2 separate regions of the Homo sapiens genome follow, and region 2 is linked to region 1. Evidence: chromatin loops called from intact Hi-C (ENCODE). Cell type or tissue: B cell. All regions are shown on one strand. Links, peaks and the distances in the headings refer to the core of each region. The heading gives the core; the rest is flanking DNA. Region 1 overlaps ZNF644 (zinc finger protein 644). Region 2 has its middle 33 kb from the start of ZNF644.

Evidence for each region. Peaks named below come from ENCODE experiments on the same cell type or tissue, not always from the same donor. Only the 100,000 strongest peaks of a DNase experiment are listed, where the experiment ranks them.
Region 2: it touches region 1 in a loop (1.8-fold over the local background); 3 of 110 quality-filtered maps call a loop at or near these places.

The regions. Positions count from the first base shown.
Region 1 is chr1:90,994,456-91,010,731 of GRCh38, forward strand. All of the region lies in intron 1 of ZNF644 (zinc finger protein 644), which reads right to left. Among named protein-coding and RNA genes, the nearest start is that of ZNF644, 19 kb to the right of the region's middle. In B cell, for the core only: no CTCF peak of the experiment used is centred there; no DNase peak of the experiment used is centred there.
Region 2 is chr1:91,046,414-91,062,689 of GRCh38, forward strand. No RefSeq gene overlaps it. Among named protein-coding and RNA genes, the nearest start is that of ZNF644, 33 kb to the left of the region's middle. In B cell, for the core only: no CTCF peak of the experiment used is centred there; DNase peaks (open chromatin) are centred at 8,598 and 11,568; H3K4me3 peaks cover 1,339 bases; H3K27ac peaks cover 3,633 bases.

The DNA.
Region 1 (16,276 bases), core at 5,605-13,604:
TCAGAGAACCAGAGGGGTGAAACAAAAATTCTAGGTATAAACTTTGCCCAAATAATTGGATGACTGATAAACCAGTAGGCACAGAGAAGACCTGAAGGGATTGAGGAAAAAGTAGGCAGAAACTAGAAAGAATGATGCTACACTTGAAAATAGCACTGTATTACTGAATCTGTTGCCTTTCAACAGAGTGCATTCCCCAACTATGCAGTGTAGGCAGCAGGAAGCTGCAGCTCTACAAGGTTGAAGTACTAGTGAAGGTTAGAAGCTCTGTAGAACAGCTGGAAATTAGTAAAATTCCGAGAAGCAAGAAAACCACAGGGCAAAATTGGACTACAATCTCCACAAATCTCTGGGTAACAACCAACTTACTCAGACACTGGGAGACCCCCAACAAGCCAAGCCAAAAAAGCAGCAATGGAAAGCTAGAAGAAAACAGAGATGGCCGTGGCTGCATACATCAGGGGAGACCAAGTTTGCAGTCTGGGCCCAGGTAAGTTAACTATCTACCTTAAAAAAAAGACCTGCAACTCTAAGAACATTAACTGAATCATTCATTAAAACATACCATAATGTGCAGTTTCAGGCAAAAAATACATGATATGCAAAGAAAGAGGAAAATGTGACCCAGACTCAGGAAAAAAGAAAAGTAAATCAACAGATACTGATTCTGAGTCTACCTGAATTAATTCAAAGCAGTTATTCTAAGTATGTTATGAAAATTAAAAGAAATTATGTTCAAACAATTGACAGAAACTTAAAAAAAAGAAAAAGCTGAAAAATACAATAACTACAATAAAAAATTCCTCAGATGAGTCAACAGAAGATTAGAGATAGCAGAAGAAAGAATTGGTGAGTTTGAAGACAGGGAAATAAAACTGTCTAATCCAAAGAACAGAAAGTAAAATAACTAAAGAAAAATAAACATATCCTAAGAGACCAGTAGGACACTATTAGGCAGTCCAACATATATGTAAGTCCCAAAAAGAAAGGAATGAGATGAGCATAAAAAATTTTTTGTTGATGAAATAATGGCCAAAACATTTCAAATTCAGTAGAAAATGTTGACTTAACAAATCCAAGAATCTCAACAAACCCAAGCAGAATATACACAAAGAGCCACATATGCATATATATCATAGTCAAGCTGGTGAAAGCCAAAGAGAAACCTTGACAGCAGCCAAAGAAAAATGACTGGTTACATATCAAAAACAACAATACTGTTAATGGTTGACCTATCAGAAAAAATGGAGATACTGAAACAACATCTTCTATATCCAATGATATTATCCTTCAAAAATGAGGTGAAAAAAAGTTATTTTCAGAAAACAAAAATTGGGTTTGTGGCCAGCAGATAAACAACAAGAGTTTTAAAAGGGGAAGGAAAGTAGTAACAACACTAAATCAAAAACATGACATCAGAGGCTCAGAGCCCTCATCAGAACCTGACCATGTTGGCACTCTGATCCCAGACTTCCAATCTCCAGAACTGTGAGAAATAAATTTCTGTTGTTTGTAAGCCACCCAGTCTATAGTACTTGTTACAGTAGCCCAAACTAAGACACAGACACATAAATACTGCACACATTCTTTCCAAAGACACACAAAACATTTATAAAACCTGGCAATACATATATTAAAAGGTACTCAGTCACATTTGGAATCAGGGAAATGCAAAATAAAAATCACTACGAGATAACCCTACATACCCTCTAGAATAACAGAAAATATTTGCCAACTATATACTTAACAAAAGACTCATATCTAAAATAATTTAAAACTCCCAAAACTCAACAGTAGGATATAAGCAAAAATTTCAAAATAAGAACCTTCGAAAATCATCTCCTCCATAAACCCAGCAAGATCACTGGCAAAAACTGTGAAAATCAACATTCTGTGAACTCTGGAAACTAGCCAAAGGCTTGGAGCAATCTAGGAAGAGTGATAGATGGCTGAATCTTATTTGGGAAGACCAGCACACTTTAAGGCATCTTATCTTGCCCTATTCCCATTCTCCCCCACAGTAGCTTTGAAAATTAGCAGCCTGGGGGATCAGGCCCAGTGGCTTATGCCTATAATCCCAACTACTTGAGAGGCTGAGGTGGGAGAAATGCTTGAGTCCAAGTGCTTGGAACCAGTCTGGGCAACATGGTGGTACCCCGTCTCTAAATAATGTTTAAAAATTAGGCATGTTGGCATGCATCTGTAGTCCCAGCTACTCGGGAGGCTGAAGACAAAGGATCAGTTGAGCCCAAGACTTTGAGGCTGCAGTGAGCTATGACCATGCCACTGCACTCCAGCCTGAGCACAGAGCCAGGCCCCACTGCTTTATAACTAAAAACAAAAACCCAACAGCCTGGCAGGCACTAGGAAAGACAGAAGAGGTTTGGAGCTCTTTTAGTACCTCATTCCCAGAGAACTGTCATTATTTAACACATCTGGTGGTCTCCTGGAAGGCTCTACTCGCAAAGCTATCTTAATTTGACCTGACTCAGCACTTACCTAGTATAAAAAGCTTCCCCCAATACCCTAGGACAACCAAAGGACATTTGTCAAAAACAATCAGAGGTAATTGTTTCATATTGCAGCTGGCTGAGGGAGAGAAGAACAGCTGAGGCAAACAATAGACTAAAAGCTTTAAAAAGAAAAGCTGGGGGCTTTGTAAAGCTCCAACATATTCCTGAGACTCTAGAGAGCCACATGTACAGAAAGGGCTGTATACACGCCCAGGAAAGACCTAAGTGCTCACCTCTGGCTAAACCTGAGGCTCTACACAAGCAGGAAGTAAAAAGTAAGGCAGAGTTGTAAACTGCCTGGTTAAGTGTTGAAGGAGCATCCCAACACACACATAACTTCAACAAAAAGATTTATTGCTCCCAGGCATTTAATGAAATCTCTGTCCAATCATTAGCTGACCACTAAGCCAACTGAGCAGAGATTTCAGTGCCCATATGTGACAAAGAATATAGATTTCATAGAATTAGTTTCAAAAAAAAAATCACTAAAATAACAAACAACGCTGGGGCAGAGAGGAGAATCTGATTATCAGAGTTGTGACATTATTTTAAATGTGCAGTATTCAACAAAAAATTACAAGATATTAAAAAAAAAAGGGGAGGGGGGCGGTTCCAAGATGGCCGAAAAGGAACAGCTCCAGTCTACAGCTCCCAGTGTGAGCGATGCAGAACACAGGTGATTTCTGCGTTTCCAATTGAGGTACCGGGTTCATCTCACTGGGGAGTGGTGGACAGTGGGTGCAGCCCACCAAGCATGAGCCGAAGCAGGGCGAGGCATCGCCTCACCCGGGAAGTGCAAGGGGTCAGGGAATTAATTCCCTTTCCAAGCAAAGGGAAGCTGTGACAGACGGCATCTGGAAAATTGGGTCACTCCCACCATAATACTGCGCTTTTCCAATGGTCTTAGCAAACGGCACACCAGGAGATTATATCCCTCGCGTGGCTTGGAGGGTCCCACGCCCATGGAGCCTCGCTCATTGCTAGCACAGCAGTCTGAGATCGAACTGCAAGGCAGCAGCGAGGCTGGGGGAGGGGTGCCCACCATTGCTGAGGCTTGAGTAGGTAAACAAAGCGGCCAGGAAGCTCGAACTGGGGGGAGCCCACCACAGCTCAAGGAGGCCTGCCTGCCTCTGTAGACTCCACCTCTTGGGGCAGGGCACAGCCGAACAAAAGGCAGCAGAAACCTCCACAGACTTAAATGCCCTTGTCTGACAGCTTTGAAGCGAGTAGTGGTTCTCCCAGGACGGAGTCTGAGATCTGAGAATGGAGAGACTGCCTCCTCAAGTGGGTCCCTGATCCCTGAGTAGCCTAACTGGGAGGCACCCACCACTAGGGGCAGACTGACACCTCACACAGCCAGGTACCCCTCTGAGACAAAGCTTCCAGAGAATGATCAGGCAGCAACATTTGCTGTTCAGCAATATTTGCTGCTCTGCAGCCTCCGCTGCTGATACCCAGGCAAACAGGGTCTGGAGTGGACCTCCAGCAAACTCCCAACAGACCTGCAGCTGAGGGTCCTCACTGTTAGAAGGAAAACTAACAAACAGAAAGGACATCCACGCCAAAACCCCATCTCTACGTCATCTACATCATCAAGGACCAAAGGTAGATAAAACCACAAAGATGGGGAAAGAACAGAGCAGAAAAGCTGAAAATTCTAAAAATCAGAGCGCCTCTCCCCCTCCAAAGGAACGCAGCTCCTCGCCAGCAACAGAACAAAGCTGGACAGAGAATGACTTTGACGAGTTGAGAGAAGAAGGCTTCAGACAATCAAACTTCTCTGAGCTAAAGGAGGAAGTTCAAACCCATTGCAAAGAAGCTAAAAACCTTGAAAAAAGACTAGACAAATGGCTAACAGAATAACCAGTGTAGAGAAGTCCTTACATGACCTGATGGAGCTGAAAACCATGGCACGAGAACTACGTGATGAATGCACAAGCTTCAGTAGCCGATCTGATCAACTGGAAGAAAGGGTATCAGTGACTGAAGATCAAATGAATGAAATGAAATGAGAAGTTTAGAGAAAAAAGAGTAAAAAGAAGTGAACAAAGCCTTCAGGAAATATGGGACTATGTGAAAAGACCAAATCTACGCCTGATTGGTGTACCTTAAAGTGACAAGAAGAATGAAACCAAGTAGGAAAACACTCTGCAGGATATTATCCAGGAGAACTTTCCCAACCTAGCAAGGCAGGCCAACATTCAAATTCAGGAAATACAGAGAACACCACAAAGATACTCCTCGAGAAGAGCAACTCCAAGACACATAATTGTCAGATTCACCAAAGTTGAAATGAAGGAAAAATGTTAAGGGCAGCCAGACAGAAAGGTCAGGTTACCCACAAAGGAAAGCCCAACAGACTAACAGTGGATCTCTCGGCAGAAACTCTACAAGCCAGAAGAGAGTGGTGGCAAATATTCAACATTCTTAACAAAAAGAATTTTCAACCCAGAATTTCATAGCCAGCCAAACTAAGCTTCATAAGTGAAGGAGAAATAAAATCCTTTACAGAGAAGCAAATGCTGAGAGATTTGTCACCACCAGGCCTGTCAACAGCTCCTGAAGGAAGCACTAAACATGGAAAGGAACATCCGGTACCAGCCACTGCAAAAACATGCCCAATTGTAAAGACCATCGATGCAAGGAAGAAACTGCATCAACTAATGAGCAAAATAACCAGCTAACATCATAATGACAGGCTCAAACTCGCACATAACAATATTAACCTTAAATGTAAATGGGCTAAATGCTCCAATTAAAAGACACAGACTGGCAAATTGGATAAAGAGTCAAGACCCATCAGTGTGCTGTATTCAGAAGACCCATCTCACGTGCACAGACACAAATAGGCTCAAAATAAAGGGATGGAAGAAGATCTACCAAGCAAATGGAAAACAAAAAAAGGCAGGGGTTGCAATCCTAGTCTCTGATAAAACAGACTTTAAACCAACAAAGATCCAAAGAGACAAAGAAGGCCATTACATAATGGTAAAGGGATCAATTTAACAAGAAGAGCTAACTATCCTAAATATATATGCACCCAATACAGGAGCACCCAGATTCATAAAGCAAGTCCTTAGAGACCTACAAAGAGACTTAGACTCCCACACAATAATAAAGGGAGACTTTAGCACCCCACTGTCAACATTAGACAGATCAACAAGACAGAAAGTTAACAAGGATATCCAGGAATTGAACTCAGCTCTGCATCAAGCGGACCTAACAGACATCTACAGAACTCTCCACCCCAAATCAACAGAATATACATTCTTTTCAACACCACATCGCACTTATTCCAACACTGACCACATAGTTGGAAGTAAAGCACTCCTCAACAAATGTAAAAGAACAGAAATTATAACAAACTGTCTCTCAGACCACAGTGTAATCAAACTAGAACTCAGGATTAAGAAACTCACTCAAAACCGCTCAACTACATGGAAACTGAACAACCTGCTCCTGAATAACTATTGGGTACATAACGAAATGAAGGCAGAAATAAAGATGTTCTTTGAAACCAACGAGAATAAAGACACAACACACCAGAATCTCTGCGACACATTTAAAGCAGTGTGTAGAGGGAAATTTATAGCACTAAATGCCCACAAGAGGAAGCAGGAAAGATCTAAAATTGACACCCTAACATCACAATTAACCAGAAAAGCAAGAGCAAACACATTCAAAAGCTAGCAGAAAGCAAGAAATAACTAAGATCAGAGCAGAACTGAAGGAGATAGAGACACAAAACACCCTTCAAAAAAATCAATGAATCCAGGAGCTGGTTTTTTGAAAAGATCAACACAATAGATAGACCACTAGCAACACTAATAAAGAAGAAAAGAGAGAAGAATCAAATAGACACAATAAAAAATGATAAAGGGGATATCACCACCGATCCCACACAAATACAAACTACCACCAGAGAATACTATAAACACCTCTATGCAAACAAACTAGAAAATCTAGAAGAAATGGATAAATTCCTGGACACATACACCCTCCCAAGACTAAACCAGGAAGAAGGTGAATCCCTGAATAGACCAATAACAGACTCTGAAATTGAGGCAATAATTAATAGCCTACCAACCAAAGAAAGTCCAGGACCAGATGGGTTCACAGCCAAATTCTACCAGAGGTACAAGGAGGAGCTGGTACCATTCCTTCTGAAACTATTCCAATCAATAGGAAAAGAGGGACTCCTCCCTAACTCATTTTATGAGGCCAGCATCATCCTGATACCAAAGCCTGGCAGAGACACAACAAAAAAAGAGAATTTTAGACCAATATCCCTGATGAACATCGATGCAAAAATCCTCAATAAAATACTGGCAAACCGAATCCAGCAGCACATCAAAAAGCTTATCCACCATGATCAAGTGGGCTTCATCCCTGGGATGCAAGGCTGGTTCAACGTACACAAATCAATAAACGTAATCCAGCATATAAACAGAACCAAAGACAAAAACCACATGATTATCTCAATAGATGCAGAAAAGGCCTTCAACAAAATTCAACAGCCCTTCATGCTAGAAACTCTCAATAAATTAGGTATTGATGGGACGTATCTCAAAATAACAAGAGCTATTTATGACAAACCCACAGCCAATATCATACTGAATGGACAAAAACTGGAAGCATTCCCTTTGAAAACTGGCACAAGACAGGGATGCCTTCTCTCACCACTCCTATTCAACATAGTGTTGGAAGTTCTGGCCAGGACAATCAGGCAGGAGAAAGAAATAAGGGGTATTCAGTTAGGAAAAGAAGAAGTCAAATTGTCCCTGTTTGCAGATGACATGATTGTATATTTAGAAAACCTCATCGTCTCTGCCCAAAATCTCCTTAACCTGATAAGCAACTTCAGCAAAGTCTCAGGATACAAAATCAATGTGCAAAAATCACAAGCATTCTTATACACCAATAACAGAGAGCCAAATCATGAGTGAACTCCCATTCACAATTGCTTCAAAGAGAATAAAATACCTAGGAATTCAACTTACAAGGGATCTGAAGGACCTCCTCAAGGAGAACTACAAACCATTGCTCAACGAAATAAAAGAGGACACAAACAAATGGAAGAACATTCCATGCTCATGGATAGGAAGAATCAGTATCGGGAAAATGGCCATACTGCCCAAGGTAATTTATAGATTCAATGCCATCCCCAACAAGCTACCAATGAATTTCTTCACAGAACTGGAAAAAACTACTTTAAAGTTCATATGGAACCAAAAAAGAGCCCGCATCGCCAAGTCAATCCTAAGCCAACAGAACAAAGCTGGAGGCATCACGCTACCTGACTTCAAACTATACTACAAGGCCACAGTAATCAAAACAGCATGGTACTGGTACCAAAACAGAGATATAGACCAATGGAACAGAACAGAGCCCTCAGAAATAATACCACACAGCTACAACCATCTGATCTTTGACAAACCTGAGAAAAACAAGAAATGGGGAAAGGATTCCCTATTTAACAAATGGTGCTGGGAAAACTGGCTAGCCATATGTAGAAAGCTCAAACTGGATCCCTTCCTTACACCTTATATGAAAATTAATTCAAGATGGATTAAACACTTACATGTTAGACCTAAAACCACAAAAACCCTAGAAGAAAACCTAGGCAATACCATTCAGGACACAGGCATGGGTAAAGACTTCATGTCTAAAACACCAAAAGCAATGGCAACAAAAGCCAAAATTGACAAATGGGATCTAATTAAACTAAAGAGCTTCTGCACAGCAAAAGAAACTACCATCAGAGTGAACAGGCAACCTACAGAACGGGAGAAAATTTTTGCAATTTACTCATCTGACAAAGGGCTAATATCCAGAATCTATAATGAACTCAAACAAAGTTACCAGAAAAAAAACAAACAACCCCATTAACAAGTGGGCAAAGGATATGAACAGACACTTCTCAAAAGAAGACATTTATGCAGCCAAAAGACACATGAAAAAATGCTCATCATCACTGGCCATCAGAGAAATGCAAATCAAAACCACAATGAGATACCATCTCACACCAGTTAGAATGGCAATCATTAAAAAGTCAGGAAACAACAGGTGCTGGAGAGGATGTGGAGAAATAGGAATGCTTTTACACTGTTGGTGGGAGTGTAAACTACTTCAACCATTGTGGAAGACAGCGTGGTGATTCCTCAAGGATCTAGAACTAGAAATACCATTTGACCCAGCCATCCCATTACTGGGTATATACCCAAAGGATTATAAATCATGCTGCTATAAAGACACATGCACACGTATGTTTATTGCGGCACTATTCACAATAGCAAAGACTTGGAACCAACCCAAATGTCCATCAATGATAGACTGGATTAAGAAAATGTGGCACATATATACCATGGAATACTATGCAGCCATAAAAAAGGATGAGTTCATGTCCTTTGTAGGGACATGGATGAAGCTGGAAACCATCATTCTCAGCAAACTATTGCAAGGACAAAAAACCAAACACCACCTGTTCTCACTCATAGGTGGGAATTGAACAATGAGAACACTTGGACACAGGAAGGGGAATATCACACACTGGGGCCTGTCGTGGGGTGGGGGCCTGGGGGAGGGATAGCATTAGGAGATATACCTAATGCTAAATGATGAGTTAATAGGTGCAGCACACCATCATGGCACACGTATACATATGTAACAAACCTGCACATTGTGCACATGTACCCTAGAACTTAAAGTATAATAATATCAAAAAAAAATACAAAGAAAAAAAGAAGGAAGTATGGTTCATACACATGGAGAGACAAGCAGTTCACAAAACTGTCCCTGAGGAAACCCAGACATAGGACTGACTAAACAAGACAATGTTTTAAAATCAGCTACTTTAAGCATATTCAAATAACTAAAAGAAACCCATGTCTAAAAAACTAAAAGAAAGTATGAGAATATCAATAAAAGATAAAAAATTATGAGAAAAAAACAAATTGTAGAATTGAAAAGCACAATAACTAAAATGAACAATTTACTAGAAAAGTCAGCAAACCTGAAAATAGATCAACTGAGATTATCCAGTCTGAGGAACAGAAAGAAAAACCAATTTTAAAAATCCATAGGGCCTAAGAAACCTGTGAGACAACATTAAACATCCCATTGTATACCTAATAGGAGTTCTACAAAAGAGGGGAGATAAGAATGAGGCAGAAAGAGCATTTAAAGAAATGTGACTAAAAATTCCCCCAGTTTGATGAAAAGCATTAACCTAAACATCCAAAAAAGCTCAAGGAACTACACAGAGGATAAACCCAGAGAGATCTACACCTTAGACACATCATCATAAAACTGCTGAAAAAGGAAGAGAGAATCCTAAAAGAAGCAAGAAAGAAGCAACTTGTCACAGACAAACAACTTTAGTAACATTAACAACTAATTTTTCATGAGAAACCATGGAGGCCGGATGGCAATGGTGTCAAAGTACTGAAAGAAAAAGACTCGACCATGAATTCTACAACTATTTTTCATAACAGAAGGAGAAATTAAGACATTTACAGATTTAAACAAATACTAAAGAGTGTCCCTCAGGCTGAAATGAAAGAACACTAGATAGCAATCTGAATCCATCTGAAGAAATAAGGAGCATGGTGAAGGTAACCACATAGGTAAATATAAAAGACAGTATAACTGTTTTCTCTTTGTAACTTTTTCTTCTCCTGTCTGATTTAAAAGGTATAAAAGGATGTATGTATGGCAATAACAGCACGAAGGAAGGAGAGGGAATAGAGCTATATAGGAGCAAAATGTTTGTATATTATTAAAATTTACAGTATTAATTTCAACTAGACTAAAATTAAGTTGTTAATTATAATTCCCAGGGCAACCACTACAAAAATGAACTAAAAGTATACAGTACAAAACAAGTGATTTAAGTGATACACTTGAAAATATCTATTTAACACAAAAGGCAGCACTACAGGACTAGAGGAATAACCACCCCAAAAAACAATGAGACACATAGAAAACAAAGAGCAAAATAGCAGATGTAAATTCCACTTTATTGGTAATTATATTAAATGGAAATTAATCAGGCACTCCAAACAAAAAGCACATAGGCAGAAGGGGTAAAAAACATAATCCAACTATAACTGGCTACAAGAGACACACTTGAGATTAAATAGATACAAATAAACTGAAAGTAAAAGATAAAAAAAGTTATACCATGCAGAAAGTAACCAAAAGAGAGTTGATGCAGCTATTCTCACAGCAGAAACAACAGACATTAAGACAAAAAATTGCTACTACAGAGAATGTTTTGTAACAATAAAAAGGTCAATCCATCAAAATTACATGCCACTTATAAACATGTGTACACCTAATAAGAGAACCCCAAAATATATGAAGTAGAAACTGACAGAATTGAAAGGCAGAATATAATTCAAAAATAATAGTTAGAAACCTTAATACTTCACATTCAGTAATGGATAGTATAGATAGAAGATCAAGGAAATAGAAGACTTGAACACTATAAACTCTACAGAATACTCCACCTAACAACAGCAGAGTAAGGAATGTTCTTTAGTATGTACTAGGTGTTAGGCCATCAGACAAGTGTCAATAAATTTTAAAGGAATAAAAATCATAGAGAGTACGTTCTCTGACCACAATGGAATGAAACTAGAAATCAATACCAGAAGGAAATTGGTAAGTTAATATGTGGAAATTAAGCAACAAACATCTATGTAACCAGTAAGCCAAAGAAATTGCATTGCAAATCAGAAAGTATATTGAGAAAAATGAAAACAAAAACACAACATACTAAAACTTATGGGATGAAGTAAACGCAATGCTTACAGGGAAATTTATAGCTATATATGACTACATTAAAAAAAATCTTAAATCCATAACCTAATTTTCTAAGAAATTAGAAAAAGACAAACTAAACTCAAAGCAGACAAAAGAAAAAATTAAATAAAGAACACAGCAGAAATAGAGAACAGAAAAACAGTAGAGAAAAAAAAAATCAATCAACCCAAAAGTTGGTTCTTTGAAAAGAACAAAATTGACAAACCTTTAGCTCAACTAAGAAAAGATTTAGATCACTACAGTGAGGAATGGAAAAGGAGTCATTACTACCAACCTTATATTAATAAAAAGGATTATAAAAGAACACTATGCAACTGTATGCCAACAAATTACATAGTGTAGATGAAATGGACAAATTCCTAGAAAAACCCAAACTGTTGAAACTGACTAAAGATGACATAGGAAATCTGAATAGACCTAAAACAAGTAGAGAGAACTTCCCACAAAGAAAAGCCCAGGACCTAGCCAACCACGGCGGACAGCACCTGTAGTCCTAGCTACTTCAGAGGCTGAGGCAGGAGGATAGATCATTTGAGCCCAGGAGTTCCAGGCTGCAGTGAGCCAAGACTGTGCCATTGCACTCCAGCCTGGGCAACAGAGCAAGACTCTGTCTCATAAAAACAAACAAACAATCCATGACCAGACTGCTTCCCTGGAATCTGGGGAACATTTCAATAATTAACACTATTCCTTCTCAAACTCTTCCAAAAAATAGGAGGGAACACTTCCTAACTCACTCCTATAAGGCCAATATTGCCCTCATACCAAAATCTGACAAAGTTATCCCAAGAAAACTACCAACAAATATCCCTTATGAATTAAACCAAAAAAGTCTTTTTTTTCTCTAAAGACATGCCATCTAGATCCCTTCAACCTCCTATCCCAAGCTGAACTGATTACTCTTCAGACCTCCTGTACAGCCCTATCCTTGAATCTCCCTTCATAATCATCCTAGAAATTCTCTTCACTCTTCTCCTGTAATGCATCCTACTTTCTGGATCCCCCCTCTTTTTAGTTAACCCATCACTTTGATGGAGCCTGTGCCTTCTAGTAAGTTCCTGATATAGTACTTTTGAAGTAAATATTCTAACAACCTCATGTTTCATATTTTTAGCCTCCTCCCACACTTGATAGCTTGGTAAGGTATAGAATGAATAGTTTGGAAATAACTTTCCTTCAGGATTTTGAATGTATTATTCCATTACTGATTACTTTCCAATGCTACCTATTTCTAATCCCTTCTTTGTGCTCCATTCCTGAAAGCTTTCTTGATCTTCCCTTTATTTCTGGTGTCTGAAATTTCACCATGATGTATCTTGATGTGGTTCTTTTTTTTCAGTCACCATGTTGAGCATTCATGAGCCCTTTCACTGTGGAAATTCACATTTCTTGTTCAATTATTCTTAATTTCTTCCATTTTCTCCCATTTTGTTTTTTTTTTTTTTTTTTTTTTTTTTTTGAGACAGTGTCTCGCTCTGTTGCACAGGCTGGAGCACAGTAGCGCCACCTCGGCTCACTGCAACCTCCACCTCCCAGGTTCAAGCGATTTGCTGGGATTACGGGTGCATACCAACATGCCCTGCTAATTTCTGTATTTTTAGCAGAGACAGGGTTTTACCATGTTGGCCAGGCTGTTCTTGAATTCCTGACCTCAGGTGATCCGCCCACCTCGACCACCCAAAGTGCTGGGATTACAGGCGTGAGCCACTGCGCCCAGCAAATTCTTACTTTTCATATGTTGAACGTGCATGCAAGTGTGATCCTCTAGTTTTCTTATTTTCTCCCACTTTACAACTCTTTTTGTCCTCCTCCGTGGGAGTTTTCTCAACTTTATCTTCCAACCCTCTAAGAATTTAATATTCTGAATTTCCAACTCTTCTATGAAGTGTTTCATATTCTAAATTTCTAGAAGCTCTTGTTTTCTGGGCACTGCTTTTTCATAGCATCCTTTCTTGTTTCAAAGATGCAATACCTTTACTTCTGAAGAAATCAGTTAACTTTTTACAAAAACTTGTCTTCTTCTTGAAGTATTTCCATTTCCCTCTTCTCTTTCATATTAAGGTTATCCTCAAATGTTTGGTGATCCTTAATCTCATATTTAAGATTGAGGCACTTAAAAGTTGCCTAGGGATTCTGTCTTAATGAGTAGACATACTGTAGGATTATCAATCTGGGCCACATCTGTTATCAGTTAGATATTTTTCCTGATCTCAGCAGTTTGCTGTCACAGGATGAATCTTTTAATCTCACAGCTAGATGGGGCAAGAACTTGTCAGCCAGTATTCTCAGAACTGGGAGGGAAAAAGAGACTGGGAATAACTCTCAGATCAACATGCAGATTTTTATTTAATTCTCCCTGTTTTCCAGTATGATGCCCTTAACCTGAACTATGCCTACTGTTCTCAAGTACAGAGATCCTCAGGTTGAATGTCAAAGAAGAAAACTTGGATGAGGCAAGAGATCCATTCCTGAAACCATGAGTGTTGCTTACTTGTTATACAGACTTTTAGACAATTCCTTCAGAGGTCCCTGCAGCCACCAATTCCTGAAGCATTCCAGGGCCCTATAGCACCAGTTCTAGACTAATTCTAGGCCTTCTCCACTGACAGCAGAAGGTTCAGCTTTCTCTCATCTACAAACAAATGGAGGTAGGGCTATTCCCAAGAACTCTGGAGCCATACACAGGAATAAAAAAGCAACTACTTAAGCAAGCAATTCAGAGCAGCGTTTTCAGAAAAGCTTCCTATACCACTAGTTCATCAGGATAATCAGAAAACAGTTGATAGTTCTGCTGTCATTCCTTCTCACCCATACTATCATACAGAAACCCCATTTTTCAGAGATGTAGATGAAATCTCTAGGTCCCAGTGATAGTAGGGAGCAACCCACTGTATTTTGCTTTAGCTGATCTGCCTCATCAGATAACTTGGACAAAGTCAAATATACCTCCCGGTTTTACCACATTCCCAAAAACCTCACTATTAACGTCTTTACTTGCTGCAGTTAAATGGTAATAATCGCACAGATGAAGGTGATACATGAATAACCAAGGTTGAAAAGCACAGTAGAAAGACAAAAAATTGACAGCAGGAATAACAGAAGGCTGTGTACCCAAAGCTGGAAAGGACTTCATCAGTACTGACCATCAGAATTAAAAGAAAAGGCTGGTCTCAGCAGCTCACACCTGTAATCACAGCACTTTGGGAGGCCAAAAGGACTGCTTGAGCCCAAGAGTTCAAGACCAGCCTGGGCAACAAAGTGCGACCCCATCTCTACAAAATAATAATCATAATAGAAAGAAAAGAACGGCTTATGAGAGCTTGGGCAATACCTGTTGGAAAGGAGCGAAGGGGAAAGACTTAGTGCCAGCAGAGAACTACTACATACTAAATCCTAAAAGCTTAATATTTCCAAGTTAAGCCTATATTAACTGTGAGAATGTTTAAAATGTAAATGTTATACTAAAACGTGGTATCTTAAAACTCTAAAACTATTAGTTCCCAAGCTTCTGTTCTATTTCCTAACTCTTAAAAAAAAAGAGGATTTAAAAAACTGTATTACTTCTATTTTTCCTGTTTTTCTAATTCTTCTATTTTAAAAATGACCTTTACCCATAATAAACCATAAGGTACACTCAATTTAGGAATTATTAAAAACTCTACATTTTAAGAACATTATTTTCCTATAAAAGCAGAGTATTCCCAAATGTTCCTAAATTTTAAAACAAGTATCTATTTAAAAACAAATATAAATATGTAGTCCACATTGTTAATTTTTATTATTTCCTGTTTTCCTGCCAGCTCCAATACAAATTATAATGTCTCTTAAGCCATGGCTAAAATACAGAATTTTAACTCAAAATTCAGCATACAAGTACAAGCTCTTCTTACCAGTTACCTTAAATATTTTTTACTTAGGAAAACACCATTATAGCATAACTTTATTGGTTTTCAAAGTAAACTTAACAGAAAAAAAAGGCCAAGCCAGTTTTTTTAAGAAAAAGGCATACCTCAATTAGTGCTAGTAAGTCATATGCAAACTCTATCTCCATTTATTTTGAATACCAGAAGATAGTAAAATTCTTTCATTCTTATTTTAGCTCTGCACTACAAACTGAGGAGCCACAATATTTGATTTGACTTATTTAAAACTATGCATCCTTACTCTTAATATACCCTTCCCACTCACAAAGATAATAATCACCAACTGGCCTTCCTCACTTCAATCTCCCTCCAATCACGCTGTATCTGGCTGCTAATCATATTTCTTCATGTAATTCTATTCAATGATCTTCAGTAGAACTCCTTATTTCCAATTTCTAATCCAAACTTCTTTAGATCCCTCCAGCTCATGCCACAATCTTATTACTTTTTATTATATGCATTTAAAATAGACTCTAACCAAGGAAAACGCTTGCATTCCACAATTCTCATGTCTGTGCCTTTTTTTTTTTTTTTTTTTCTGAGACACAGTCTCACTCTGTTGCCCAGGCTGAGTGCAGTGGCACAATCTCAGCTCACCACAACTTCTACCTCCCAGGTTCAAGTGATTCTCCTGCCTCAGCTTCCCGAATAGCTGGGATTGCAGGCACCCACCATCACGCTTGGCTAATTTTTTTTTTTTTTTTTTGTATTTTTAGTAAAGACTGGGTTTCACCATGTTGGCGAGGCTGGTCTCAAACTCCTGACCTCAGGTGCTCCACCTGCCTCAGCATCCCAAAATATCTGTGCTTTTTTAACATGCTCTTCCCCCTAGCTGTTATCTCCTTCCCTTTCCACCAACCTATACACACCACTTCTTCAAAATCTAGGTAAAAAATTATTTTTGTCAAAAAGCTTTATTAATCTTATTACAGATCATTCATTTTATTTTGTCAGCTCAGTAATTTAAATGTTTCATAGTTAAGTACTCTTCAAGCTATATCTTAGATCATGAGC
Region 2 (16,276 bases), core at 5,214-13,213, 52 kb after region 1:
GGATGATGCATGGAAAAAAGATTGAAAGGAGGTAAAAATTGATGTTTTCGTAGTTAAAATGGTGAGAAGTCTACTGCAGAGGGTTAGGTGAGAGATGATGTTAGCTTGAATCAGGGAAGTGGTAATAGAAAAGGAGAGAAGGTAATGTTGTCAGAGATATTTTGGACATAAAATCAATAGGCTTTAGTATTGCATTGTATTGGGAGGGGATTCCTCTGCTTTCCATGAAGAGAAATTTTCTTTATCTTTTTCTGGCTTCTTGCTCCTTCCATGTGATTAATGACTTTGGGACAGTAACTGAGCTTGAGAGGCTCAGGTCTTCCTGCCTTTTCTTTAGCACTGGCCTGTCTGCCGGGAGCGTGTGCTTTCAGTCTGCATAGAGGCCAGACTTTTTAATGAAGATCCTGTTTTTGTGGGGAGAGGGCTGTAGTATTTTAGTGCCATCAGGGACTGGCTAGGTTAATCTTCCTAAAGCTGGAGTTCAAAGTTAGCAAGCTGATTTTTACCACACACCTAAGTCACATTCTTCATTCTGGACTTTTGTCAGTAGTTAAGCTGGCATAGTGATTCCTATCTTCCTGACTCATAATGTACTTATTAATTTATTTCAATCCTGAATGAGGGTTGGAGGAGGAAAGAGAGAATGAACAATGATGATTCCTGTGTTTCTAGCTTATGAACTGAATGGATTATGGTATCATTTTTTTTCCTTCCTTCTTTCTGTTTTTTTTTTTTTTCTTTTTTGGATGGGGCAGATGAAACTCACAAATTGAATTTGGGAAACGTTGAATTTGAGATAACTATGTGTGGAAATGTCAAGCAGACAATTGTGTATATAGGTCTGAGGCTCAAGGGCTGAAGGTAGAAAACAGAAAATTGGGAGCTGTCAGGATGTAGATCACAACTATGGACATGAATGAGCTCACTCAGGGAGGGCTTCTAGAGAAGGGAAGGGGGCTAGGCCTGAGTGTCAATGAACTACAATATTAAATCATCATTTTGAGGAGGATGAGTATGAGAATGTAGACCAATTTACTGATATTGGAGTAGATACAGAAGTCAGATAGAAAGGGCTTAAAAGATGGATAATGGAGGAAGGGCTGAACTGGGGACCAGGAAATACAGATCATTATAGGGATAATGGTACATAAAAGATATAATGCTTACATTTAGGTAGGCTTACATTTTAGACGTTAACTAGTGAAAACAGGGTTCAGATTTAGTCTCAAGTCTTGTAGTGATTTAATTACTTATTCAATTATGTACTATTTAATTATTATAAATAAATTATTTATTATATATAATGCCTAATTTCCTCTCCAGATAGAGACTCTGTAAGGCTGTCATTTTTTGTTCACTGCTAAATGCCCACGCATAGCAGCACAATTCCTTGAACAAAGTAAGGATCCGGGATCTTTTGACTTCTTAGCTCTATATTAACTGATAAAAAAAAAAGACCTGAGAAAGAGAAGCCTGGGAGCATTTCTTAGGTGAAGCACTAGTTATGGACACAAAGGGAAGGGAGTAGTGGTGAAAAGAAATATGTATTTGTTATTCACTGCATTTCATATGGAAGAAATGCATCCCTTTACTCATTATTATTAGCCAGAAGTCTTTTCCTTTCATGTTATAATTAAGCATTTGATTTTTTTTGATGGAGTTTCACTCTGTCACCCAGGCTGGAGTGCAGTGGTGCAATCTCAGCTCACTACAATCTCCACCCTCTGGGTTCAAATGATTTTCCTGCCTCAGCCTCCCGAGTGGCTGGGATTACAGGCGCCCACCACCATGCTCTGCTAATTTTTGTGTTTTTAGTGGAGACAGAGTTTCACCATGTTGGCCGGACTGGTCTCAAACTCCTGATCTCAAGTGATCCGCCCACCTCAGCCTCCCAAAGTGCTGGGATTACAGGCGTGAGCCACCTAGCCTAGCCAAGCATTGGATTTTATAAAGCCTTTCATCAAATAATTCAAAAAAATCTTCAGGCTCATAAAATTGTTATTTCAACCATGTTAAAATATGTATTAAAACAAGACTAGAAGGGAGTGTGGTAATGTGCTCCTAGCAGCATGAGAGTGATTTTTCCCCTTTAGAAATTTATCTAGTTTCTAAATATTTCAGTTATTCTATTACTATTTTAAATGTGTTTTTAAAAACACTGTGGATATTAATCTTTGTCATTGATTGGATGTTGTAAATATTTTCTCACAGTATGGTACTTTTTAAAACAGTGTTTGTAATTACAATAGTAATGTGTTATTATTATTATTGTTTGTGCAAGAAGGCCCTCAACTGATGCTGATGCTTTACTCTTATACTTCCCAGCCTCCAGAAATGTGAGAAAACAAATTTCTCCTATTTATAAATTAACCCAGAATCGGGTATTCTGTTATAGCAGTACAAATGGACTAACACGGTGTCCTTAGAACAAATACTTTAATTTTTTATGGAGTTAAATTTCTCAATTTTAAACTTCGTCTGTGCTTTTTAAAATCATATCTAAGGAATTGCCTAACTCAAGATCACAAAGATTTTTCCCATTTTCTTCTGAAAGTTCTTTCATTTTTAGTTTCTTACATTTGGGTCTATTGTATATTTTGAGTGAATTTTTGTGTATGGGTGAGATAAGAAACAACTTGTTGTTTTGTTTTGTTTGCATAAAGATGCCAATTATGCCAGCACTGCTTTCTGAAAAAAAAAAAAAATCCTTTTCTACTGATTTAGCTCAGCAACTTTGTCAAAAACAATTAATTAGCCATATATTTATTTTTGGTCTCCCTATTCTGTTTCATTGATCTATATGTTTACCTTTGTGGCAAAATCATATTGTTTTGATTACAGTACCTTTTTTTTTTTTTTTTTGAGACTGAGTCTCACTCTGTCTGGAGGGCAGTCACACTATCTTGGATCACTACAACTTCCACCTCCTGGATTCAAGAGATTCTCCTGCCTTAGCCTGCCGAGTAGCTGGGATTACAGGTGCTAGCCACCACACCCAGCCAATTTTTGTACTTTTAGTAGAGACAGAGTTTCACCATGTTGGCCAGGCTGGTCTTAAACTCCTGACCTCAAGCGATCTGCCCATCTCGGCCTCCCAAAATGCTGGGATTACAGGCGTGAGCCACCGTGCCCAGCTGATCACTGTATCTTTATAGCATGTTTTAAAATAACATATAAAAGTCCTCCAACACAGTCGGCTTGACTACACTGTGTGGAACAAGTTTTAAAGAAGCAAAGGACTCAGAATTCATGCTTGAAGAAATGCAGGCAGACCTGTTATCCTAAACTAGGGTTTTTAATGACCACAGCAAGCAAGCATGCAGTTTACCACTTGAAAGGGTCTTGCCTCACCTAAGCTGGAGTGCAGTGGCCCTTTGAGGCTTACTGTAGCCTCGAACTCCTGGGCTCAAGTGATCCTTAGCCTCCCAATGGTCTTTGTAGACAGCCTGATGGAGTCTCATGGCACAAGAAGATTAAAACAATGTCTCCAATTTTAATAAATTTGTGCAATCCAAAAAAAAAAGTCCTCCAACATTTTTCATCTATTTCAAAATTGTTTTGTCTATTCTAGGTTTTTTGTATTTTTGTATAAAGTTTGGGGTCAGCTTCAATTTCTACCAAAAAAAAGAAAAAGCTGCTGAGATTTTGTTAAGGATTTCATTGAATCTGTTGATCAGTTTGGGGAGAATTGCCTCTTAACAATGTTTACTTTTCTAGTTCTTGAACATGATATTGCTCTCCATTTATTTAAGTGTCTTATGTGCATTTTTATTATGAGGAAAAAAAATCAACAATATGTCTCCCCTTTCCTCCAATCATTTTCTGTTGGTACCATATACTCTTAAATGGGAATGGATTTCTCCTGTAGCTACTTGTTACAGCTGAATTTCAGTGTCCCAGAGGAGGTCTCAGGGAACTGCTCTGAACTATTCAGAACATCCCTGGCACTGGTAGTTTACTGTGGAAGAAAGAAAGTGAGGCATAAGACTTTCGGTTGCAGAGGTCAATAGGTCAAAATCATTCTGTGCTATGCTTCTTTTCTACTTGTTTAGGATACTCGTAAGAAAGGATCATTCAGTTTGTCCATCTCCATCAATACTAAATATATAATCTTATAGAAAATAGTACTTGGTCGGGCGCGGTGGCTCATGCCTGTAATCCCTGCACTTTGGGAAGCCGAGGCAGGTAGATCACTTGAGGTCAGGAGTTCGAGACCAGCCTGGCCAACATGGTGAAACACCGTCTCTACTAAAAATACAAAAATTAGCCAGGCATGGTGGCGTGTACCTGTAATCCCAGCTACTCGGGAGGCTGAGGCAGGAGAATCCCTTGAGCCTGGGAGGTGGAGGTTGCAGTGAGCCAAGATCATGCCACTGAATAAAAGAAGTACTCAAGTATTGAACAGTTTTCAGTTATTAGAAGATTATTTTAAAAATTCTGGAATAATTGTTTTCAACAGCACTTTCAACACATAAAGAATAACAGGTGAAAATATTGCTGTTTTTTAGAGGTTATTGTTTATCTTAAGACTTGCCGCATTTTACTGATAAAGTAAATTATCTTGAGATGGGTATTCTTACCCAAACCAGACAGTTTCTATGCATTAAAGAGTGTCACCCAAATATCAATCCCAGTATAAGTACGTTGTAACTATAATAAATCTACTGGAAGATACTTTAAAATACTGTTATCTGTTAATGTATTGTAAAATATTAGATGTATAAAGTAGCTTTAATAAGTGAAATAGCTACAACAATAAACCTTCCTTCACATGAAGTGAAAAAATTTTTTTTTAATTTTTCTATTTGAGGAAGTGAAATACATTTACACTAAGACAGAGTAAGCAAAAGAAAAAGTGCAAGCAATAGCCTGCAGAAAATAAAATGTAACATTCTGTAGCTCCAATTACAGAACTGCTAATACAAAAGAAATGGCCGGGCGTGGTCGCTCAGGCCTGTAATCCCAGCACTTGGGAGGCCGAGGCAGGTGGATCACCTGAGGTCAGGAGTTCGAGACCAGCCTGGCCAACATGGTGAAACCCCGTCTCTACTAAAAAATACAAAATTAGCCGAGCATGGTGGTGGGTGCCTGTAATCCCAACTACTTGGGAGGCTGAGGCATGAGAATTGCTTGAACCCAGGAGGTGGAGGTTGCAGTGAGCTGAGATCGCACCATTGGACTCCAGCCTGGGCGACAAGAGCAAAACTCTTCAAAAAATAAAAAAAAAAGAAATAAATAAATTAGACACAACAAATATAAATACTTTATAGCTCTTATATTCAATGCTTCATGTTATCAGCTTCTATTACAAAAAAAGAACATAGTTTGTAGTAAAAAAGAAAAAATATAAAGCTAACACAATTGTATTTATGAATCTATAAAATTTCCTCAACTATAAAAGGATACCTTTCAAAAACATCAACAATGATAATGCCACCAATAATAGAACATATTAGAATTCAAATATTCCCACATATTTAATAACCTGTCCAACATTAAAACATTAAAAGGCTTTATTAATAGCCCTATTATAACTACTAATTATAGGTAGAAAATAAATTTTCTAGATAGAAGATAGATGGATAGATAGTTATAAATAGACAAATAGACATAGACATAAACATATGTAACACTTCTAGTATAGATTTTTTTTTACTGTATTTTTGTCTCTCTGAAGGGAACTACAGACCATTTAGTAGGAAAATAAAAATGTTTTGAATGTAGAAATAAATTAATCTGTCTTGATTACTTCATTTCAGAGATCACAGACTTGAGGTGCAAAGAAGTTAAATGACATTCATTCACTGATTGATTCATGCATGCATATGTTTACTGAACAAATAATTTTTGAATATTTACTATGTGCCAAACCCTATGCTAAGAACTGAGAATTCAAGGATAAACCAAAAGCCTTGCAGTACCTAGTCTATGATATTTTGAGCCTAGTGAGAAGAGATACACTTTACCTGCACAAGTAAATTACAACTGTGGGTAAGTACCCAAAAGGTGCTATATGGAGGTGTGCAGAAGAGAAGAAAATGATGTAGTCAGAGAGATCAAGAAACAGTCTGCAAGGTAAAGGCATCTGAGTGGAAGTCTGGAAGTTTCTCTCCTCCTCTGGTCTTCAAGAGTAAGGTGCTGTAGCCCCAGGTAAAGAGCATAGTGTTTGGAATCAGACAATCCTGGTTTGAATTCTACCTCTATTAGTTACTCGTTATGGGATTTAGGGCAAGTTACATAACCTCCTTTAGGCTTAGTTTCCTTTTCCGGAACATGAGAATAAAAATAATCTCCTTTTACTTGTTTTATTATAAGGATGAAGTTAGATGTTTAAAAGTAAATACTCAATAAAAGATTTTTCTTTTCTTAACAAAATTCTTAAGGACAAACAAACAAACCTGTGCCAGTACCTACATGTCTTAATTCGCTAGACAGGCATTACTTTCATATCAAATACAAGAAAGGATTTTACATATCTTATCCACACTTTATGCAAAGAAAGACTTAGGTCTGTTTGTTAGTCTGGAAAGGAGTCAGTACATACAATTAATTTTGTTTTAAAATAATATCCTCTAAATATGTTAAGAACCCTTATAAATAATACTATGTTGAAAATGATCAACATAACCATTTGAGTAATTTTCTAATTATGAATAACTCTTCAACAAAATGTGGAGTTATCTTCAGTGCCTCAGGAAATGTATCATTTTTCCTTCAAACCTGCTCCTTCTTACCCTATCTCACCAAATGACACTACTTGGGAGTCATCCCTGAGTCTTCCTGGCCACAATCCCCACATCTAATCAGTTACCAAATCTGAAAATAAAAATCTATTAAATATTTCTTAGTTCAGCCCTTCCTGATTTGATTTCAGTCCTTCATTGTTATTGACCTAGAGTAGTCACCATATTACTAGTCTTGTCCCCCTTCAATTCTGGTTCAATGACCTCACACAGCCTGCTGAGTAATCCAATAAGAAAATGTGATCACAGAATGTGAAGGTAGAGTACTCCCGCACACACCCCAAAAGGCACCCTAATCTCTGGAGCCTTTGAATATGTTACATTGCATGCCAAAGTAATTACGGTGTTTAATTTTAAGATACAGAAATTATTCTGGGATATCGAAATGGGCCCAGTGTAATCACATGAGTCCTTAAAAACAGAGGACTATCTCTAGCTGAAGTTGGACAGAGATGAAGAGGAAGAAGAGGGATGCAGCAGAAGGAGAAGTCAGAGAGATATCAAGTGAGAGAAGGGCAATATGCTGTTCCTGGCTCTGAGATGGAGGAGTTGGAGTGCAAGTACCAAAAGAGGCTCTAGGAGCTAAGAGCAGCACGCTGTTGGCAGTCAGGGAGAAAACAAGGCCCCAGTCCTATCACCACAGGGAACTGGATTCTGCCCACAACCTGAATAGGCTTGGGAGCAAGTTCTCCCCTAGAGCTCCAGTGAGAAACACAGCCCTGCTGACACGTTTATTTTAGCCCACTGAGACCCACATCAGGCTTCTAACCTGCAGGTGTTGCTTTAAGTGGTGGTAATTTGTTATGGCAACAATAGAAAACTAACACAGAAGGCCTCACAGCTCAAAATTAACCACTGGCTTCAGTCACTCCAGGATAAAATCTGAACTCCTTAGCACAGTATAAAACTCTTATCATTCTCCGTTCCCAACTTACTTATCTATCTTACTTTCTGACATCACCTCCCTCCCACCCCTCTCCACTCGTGTTCTCTTTATATCCCAATTCTCAGAATATGTAGTATTCTCTCACCTGAATGTCAACCTGGCCAATTTGAGTTCATTATTCATGCCCTCACCCAAAAGATACCTTCCCTGTGAAGACTTCATTAACTCTCCCGGACAGTTTTTCTTTCATTTACTCCATAAATATTTATTGAGCACCTACTAGGTGCCAGGTTCTCTTCTAGGTGCTGTGAACAAGATAGTAAAAGTCCAACCTCTCAGGGAGCTTCCATTCCAGTCTGGGGGTTGGAAGGTAAGGGGAGAATAGTGACATTAAACAAATAAGCATTTAATATACATAATTAGGATCATTTCGCATTGTGGTAAGTGCTGTGAAGGAAATGAACAGGGTGACACGATAGAGAGAGTTTTGATGCAGGAGAAGCTACTTTAGGTAGGGTGAAAAAGCTTTGAAGGCAGATCTGTAGGATGGGAATGAGCTGGCCACATAGAAGAGCTGTGGAAAGGGACTTCAGATGGAGGAATCTCCATAAAGGGGTCCTGGAGCTTAGAATGCTCCAAGTCAAGAAAAGATGTTGGAATAGCAGGACAGCAGTGCAGAGGGGACTTGTAGACCAAGCTGAGCCTTACAGGCAGCAGCCAGATGGTGCAGGGCCTTGCAGGCTGTGGGAAAAAGTTAGGATTTTATGCTAAGTGCAAAAATAAGGTTGTGAGCAAGATAGGAAGATGACTTGATTGGCATGGAAGGGTCTCACTCTAGCTGCTCTGTGGAAAGTGGGCTATAGAAGAGTTAGCACAGGAGCAGGAAGGATTGCGACAAGGCTACTCCAGCAGTTCAGAGTGAGAAGGCAGAGGTGGGCTGAGAGTGGTAGCAGCCAAGATGAAGCCAAGCAGACAAACTGGAAGTGAAACCAAGAGCATTTCCTGCTAAATAAAAGATTAGCCAGGAGATAAAACCCATTAGATATTCCTTAGTTTCAGCTTTTTTTCTTGATTTCTTGATTCCTTCCTTTCCTTGGGCTGACTGCAAGGTTTTAGCTCAAGCTACTGGGTGGATGGTGCCATTTATCAAGTGAGGGAAGTCAGAGGGAGGAGCAGGTTTAGGGTGAAAAAATCAAGAGCTCTGTTTATATTGTGTTAAGTTTATGCCTGTTAGACATCAATGAGAAAGTGTCAAGACAGTTTTCTGTATGTGTCTGGAGTAGGAGAGGGGTTGTGCTAGTCAGGGTTCTCTAGAGGGACAGAACTAATAGGATAGATGTATATATAAAGGGGAGTTTATTAAGGAGTATTGATAAACATGATCACAAGGTGAGGTCCCACAATAGACCATCTGCAAGCTGAGGAGCCAGGAAGCGAGTCTGAGTCCCAAAGCTGGAGAACTTGGGAGTCTGATGTTTGAGGGCAGGAAGCATCCAGCCTGGGAGAAAGATGTAGGCTCAGAGGCTAAGCCAGTCTAATCTTTCCACGTTCTTCTGCCTGCTTTTATTTTGGCTGTGCTGGCAACTGATTAGATTGTGCCCACCCAGATTGAGGGTGGATCTGCCTTCCCCAGTCCACTGACTCAGTTAATCTTTGGCAACACTCTCACAGACACACCCAGGATCAATACTTTGCATCGTTCAATCCAATCAAATTGACACCAGTATTAACCATCACAAGTCCACCCCTTGACAACTTGAACCCATACACAACTCCTGAGATCATACGTAATCTTCAAATAAGGACAATAACAAGGTCATAATTACACTTAACGTAATACAACTATCCTTTATATAACCAGAAATGCACCAATCTCCAACCCAAATACTATTACATAAAGTTAACAATACTTAAATGCTAATATGAAGTCTGTAAATCTTATGTCACATGATAAAGGAAAAAGGAAATAAAATGAAAGTATCTTCTTAGTACAAGTGTATACATGCACAGACATGTTCTTAACAAAATATGGAGGAAACACTCATCACAATTTCAGTCCTCGATTCTGCAACTGGTCATGTGGTCATAGCTGGTAGTGACAACTACCTTCCTCTACTATCCATTCTGTATTCCCTTTGCCTTCAGCAAGCACCTCAGCAGTTTGTATTTTTTTTTCCTGGTGGAGTGACTCAAACCTTCATTCCTGAAGGGTCTGGGCCATTTGTAATCCTGCCTGGATTGGGCTGTTTTAGTTTCCCATTGACCTTAATCACAGGGCATGGTAATACTAATGGATGCCCTAAAGGATCTCCTGTATTCCATGTATACTCTTTTTTACCTCCATTGTGGAGTAGTAGACTTGTTTCATCTTCATAGTCCGGGTCAATCACCCCAGCCTATAACTCCCTTCTTAGCCTGCTGACCTAAAGGTAGGAGGAGCCCAAAGTTGCCAGGTGGCAATCTTAACTTCTAGTTTAATGGGATTGTTGTGTGTCCTGGTGGCAGCGTTCCTCCCTCTGGAACTAAGACCTCCAGGCCAGCAGAACATAATGTCATGGGAACAGGAAGCAAGAATTTTGCTTGTGGGTCACCAGGGGTGATGGTGAGTGGTGCCACCTCCACTTCCATACCTTGATTCCTAGACCCATGAATCGTGGCTATGGGAGAAACAGTACCATATATTAGATGCTGATTCAGAGCATACATGGGCTTCTGGAGAACTTTGCCCCAGCCCTGCAAAGTATTGTCACCTAGTTGGCATTGTAATTGTGACTTCAAAAGGCCATTCCACCCCTCTATCAACCCAGCTGCTTCAGGATAATCAGCAACATGGTAAGACCAGTGAATTCCATGAGCATGAGCCCACTGCCATACTTCTTTAGCCATAAAGTGAGTGCGTTGGTCAGAGGCAATGCTGTGTGGAATAGGGGTCAAGGTTAGAAATGTGAAACCTCATCAGCACATAAGTGGTGTTAGACATAAATGCTCTTTTTACGTTTTTTTTGTTTGTTTTTCTTTTGAGATGAGTCTTGCTCTGTTGCCCAGGCTGGAGTGCAATGGCGCAATCTCGGCTCACTGCAACCTCTGCCTCCTGTGTTCAAGGGATTCTCCTGCTTCAGCCTCCCAAGTAGCTGGGATTACAGGTGCGTGCCACCACACCCAGCTAATTTTTGTATTTTCAGTAGATACAGGGTTTCACCGTTTTGGCCAGGCTGGTCTCAAACTCCTGACCTCAGGTGATCCACCCGCCTTGGCCTCGCAAAGTGCTGGGATTACAGGCGTGAGCCACCGCACCGCCCTCTTTTCATGTCCTTACTGTACTTTGTAGAGACCTTCAATTCAGTATTATCATACTGTCTCGTAATTGAACCTTGCATGACTAACTTCCCACTAGATTTGTAAGCCTTTGAGGCAAGAATTGTGTTGTGTATTTATCCTCCCTGATTTATACCCAGTGCCTGTTATATGGTAATGCTCAGTAAATAATTGTTGAAAAATAACAATAGCAACCAGCATATGTTCAGAAGTTCCAATGCATTAAATTGTGAAGTATGATCCTATTTCTAACTATATATATATGTGCGTGTGTGTATATGTACATACACACACGCACATATATACTTACATATATGCATATAAAAAGGTCTAGAAGGCATACACCAACTCTCATCAATGGTTGCCCCTGGGGAGTAGGACCAGTTGGATGAGAGAGGTTCACTTTGTACTTTCTATTGTTTAAATTTTTTCAGAGAGCAGTTCATCTTTTTTTGTACAACATTTATAATTTTTTAAACCAATGAAAATAAATAAAAGGAAATAAAAAATAAAACCAAAGCATTCTTTCCTTGTCAAAGGAGGAAAACTTTGATATTCCACTTCGTGTAACAAAGGAACACGGAAAGCAGAAACAGATGTCCCTCATTCAAGCATAGAGAAGGAAGTGAAAATAGGAGAACTGTTTAAGAAGGTTAAAAACAAGTCATCTCTCAGAATCTAATCTGCACAAGCACATATGGCTGCCACTGGTTTTTTGAAAAATAATTTTATAAATGTAAAGAAACAGAAATAACTTGTTCATTTAACCACTATGAACAAAAAATACATTTGATAGCTATGAATATTTTGCCAAATAGAAAGTGTCCAAGAAAAGACAAAGGAAGCAAAATAATGCACAACATTTCTCAGCTAGATCAATATTATATGTGATTAAGATGAGAAACCTTTTAGAGTGAACACATGAAATTGCCAATTTTCTAAGTCAAAAATACGGGAAAGTCAGTAGTTTTATATGGTTCAACCAAACACATAGAAGAGTTTCTACATTGTATAAGCTTTTTTGAGAAAATAGCAAAAGTAAAAAAATAAATAAAGCTCAAGTTTTGTTTGTTATTACTGTTTTACATCCCACAAAGCTTTATGAGATAAATCTGAGACCCCCACTTTATTTTTCAGACAGGAAAACTCATTTTTTTCTTAATAAATTACAAGTATAAAGGTTAATATTTCATAGGGTCATTTAGATATTCTTTGTGCCTAATTAGTGTTCAAAGCAGAAAAGAAGAAAACAACTCAAAAATTTATCTTTCATGAAATATTGGTGTTCAAACAATGAGGAGATAAAATTTAGAGAAAGTTTTTCCACTGACAGCTAAATTTGAAACAATCTCTAGACAAAGGGAAATCATCGCAGCACAGATTGTTCCAAATCTAAATCCATTTTTTAAAAGCAAAGGAAAACAAAGACTTACTTAGCTGTGCACAAATGGATTAAGTCTCAACAGCATAACCTATAGATAGCCGGTTCAGAGTGAAAAATATGAAACAATAATGAAATAAAATAAAAGTAGAGAAAAGAATTTTTCTATAAATTGGGATCCTTAATTTATTCATCAAAATATGCAATTCCACCTAGAAACTCATTGTTAAATAGTAAAACTCATTGTTAAATAGTAAAACCCTCAAAAAAGAGAAAAACTTCAAAAACAGATTAGTTTGTTTAATCAAAGCTAAGACTCCATGTACAAGAAATTTCTATATTTCAAAGCACAAATCCACAACTGTTGTCCCTGTCATAATATCAGAATAATGTCATCACCAAAGACTCTATCCTAATAGAATATACTTTTAATTGCAAATAATAGATACATACTCAAAATAGCTAAAACAATAGGAAAAGAAAAAGAGAAAGAATGAAAGGGAGAAGGAATGAAGAAAGGAGGGAGGAAGGAGGAGAAAAGGTAGACGGAGGTTTTCTAACACTGTAGGGCTATCTCAGGAAGCTGGTGAGTCAAATGTATCCTTGAACTTCATGATGAACGGGGAACCTAGAAAGAACTCAAAGCCATGTGCTCTACCCACTTCTTTCTCTTCAGGAGAACATGCTCTCTCATCTCTTTCTTTGCACATTCATTCTTTTCTTTCTGCAGACCACTTTTCTCTGTTTTTTCATAAGTATGGCAAGAGATTATTACCTGACTTTAGGTGCTAAGTAAGACTGATTAGCATTCACATCTCTGAATGTAAAATTCCAAATTCCTAGCAAGAACTAATCCAATTAGTGTAGCTTGGTGTATTTATTCCTCATTCAGTCAATGTGGATGAAATCTCATAGACTAAAATATGTCTGCTCCCGTGAGTGGGAGGGTAAGATATAGATGTGTGTGGGTGAAGGAGGGAGTTGTGGACTGGTGAAACACTCCCTAAACTCCCTAATACATACCCTGATCCTAAAATTCTGTCTGCACTTCCAGGCTGACAATAGTCACATCTACAAAATATTCTGAAATAAGTGTATGTGCCCTTAATCCAGTCCATATTTGTAATATTTGTATTACTCGTCCATATTACAAATATATTCACCAAAAAAAAGTTAGTATTGAAAACTAGGAATGCTGTAAATTTTATAACAAATTAATCTGATTTTTTTTTCTTTCAGACAGGTTCTCACTCTGTCACACCTCAGCCTCCCAAGTAGCTGGGACTACAATCACATGCCCCCACACTCAGCTAATTTTTGTGTATTTTGTAGAGAGAGGGTTATGCCATGTTTGCCCATGTTGGTCTTGAACTACTGGGCTCAAGTGATCCTCCCGCCTCAGCCTCCCAAAGTGCTGGGGCTACAGGTGTGAGCCACCACACCCAGCCTGAATTTTTTGTTTTTCCAACAAATCAATGTGGTAGGCTAAACAATGGCTCCCAAAGATATCCACACCTTAATCCCCCAAACCTGTGAATGCTACCTTATATGGAACTTTGCAGGTGTGACGAAATTAAGGACCTGGGGATGGGACAATTATCCATGTAGCACCTAAATGTCATAATCATAAGTGTTCTTACAAGAAGGAGAGAGCAAGAGATTATACTACACAGAGGAGCAGGCCATGTGATGCTGGCAGCAGCAATTGGAGTGATGCACCTGGGAGAGGAGGAAGGGGTCACAAGCCAAGGAACATGGGAGCCATTAGAAGCTAAAAACATCAAGGAAACGGATTTTCTGTTGGAGGCTCCAGAAGGAATCGGCACTGCCAATACCTTGATTTAGGTCCAGTGAAACTGATTTTGGACTTCTGACCTCAAGAATTATAAAAGAGGCCCAGGCAGGTAGATCACTTGAGGTCAGGAGTTCGAGACCAGCCTGGCCAATATGGTGAAACCCCGTCTCTACTAAAAATACAAAAATTAACCAGGCATGGTGGCAAGCACCTGTTAATCCTTGCTACTCAGGAGGCTGAGGCAAGAGAATCACTTGAACCCAGGAGGCAGAAGTTGCAGTGAGCCAAGATTGCGCCACTGCACTCCAGCCTGGGTGACAGAGCAAGATTCCATTTTTTTTTTTAAATAAAGATGAAAACAGATACTGATACACAGTTTCCTTTCCTTTAATACAGGATAGCTTTTCTTTTGATAAAATTTAATATTATGTCCTTTATGTTATAAAGCTCTTTGTTTGTTTGTATCTGAAGCATTAGTTGTGTGCAGACTTTACCATACATTTTCTTGTCTAATCTCCTTTTGATGACAACACTCATTCATTGATGTATTCAAAAAATGCATACTAAACACTTATTCTGTGCTAAGCATTCAATTAACAAATATTTATGGAATATCACGTATGTGGTGTGCTTCATGTTGGGACACTATGGATGAATGGCAGGAATGGTCCATGCCCTCATGGAGCTTATAGTCTAGCAGGGAAGAAAGAGAGTTAAACCAATGATTATCATAAAGTATAAGGCATGTTATGATTTGGAGAAGTACAGGATATTATGAACATGTATAATGGGCAACTCACTTAGCTTGGGACAGGAAGGGAAGGCCTCTCAATGGAGATTATAATTGAGTTGAGATCTGATTTGAGACCTAAGAATGCAGGGATGAAATCACAGCCCCTGTCCTCAGGAAGCTTACAGTTTAGTAGGAATCTAAGCTGTATAAACTAACACCCTCAACACGACATGATAAAAACTACAAAGGTGGAGTATACAAGGCACAGCACAGAAGAAAAAGGCCCTGATCATATCTGTGTTGGGGTGGGGCATCAGAAAAGATCTGGTTTTCGAATGGTGTCTCAAAGGAAGTGCAAACCTTAGGTGGTCAAGTGCATGAAGGCCTGTCTGAGGCTGAGGGTGCACTGTGGCACTGCAGAGCATGTTGTTGAGCTGTGCTGTCTAATATGCAGGGATTCACCATATGTAGCTATTGATCCATGAAAATGTTCACACATACACAAAGTTGAAAGAATATTTTGGTGAATACCCATACACTGCTTCCCAGATCTTACCATCAATATTTCTATGCTATTTTATTACATATCTATCCAAATTTTCAAATATTAAAAAGAAAGAAAAAAATTATGTGCTATTAAGGATACTTTTAGGCTATCATAAATTATCACGTTTTTGTGGCTATTTTCAAAGTTGGACTTCCACTAGAATTAGAGGTCATAGGAATATAAAATTTTTATAAAACCTCAAATAAAGAAGTTAAGGGTTTTAAATAAATAAAAGAAAATACTATTATGGAAAAATATAATCCATAGACTACAAAATGCCTTAATCTATCAAGAAGGTATTTTTGTTTGCTTTATTTTTATTTTGGCAACTGTAAAAGGGTTTATGCTGATTAGGAATACAGTACTAGGTTTGTGATTCAAATTACAGTCAGCAGTCTAAATTCCTCCATTCAACTGACAACTGGATTTCCAGTTTCTAGATTTTTATGAAGACTATGCCATCAAGCATTCTTGGGATTTTTAAAGTTTTATACACTCTTTATGGTAATTTAAGTATGCTAGTAAGAATCTGCTATGAATACTTATTATAAATACGAAAATGAAAAGATGTGCTGAGCAATAATCTCACTCATAAATGAGTGCTTTGCTAATGCATATTCCAGGTGAGAAGGATTTAGAAAAAGTGGCATTTCTGGGAATGTATGAGATCTAATTTGAAACCATGTCTTAGTTCAGTTGTTCCAAACTTTGGTGCTCATGAGTTATCTACAGAGCTTATCAATGTGGATCTGGATTGATTCCAAAATTCTAATCAGCAGGCCTAGGGTGGGGCTCCAGAATCTACCAAAGGATGAAGACAAGGCAAGAGCACACTTTTAGAGACACTACTGAGCAAGTCCCCATTCTTTATTTTAC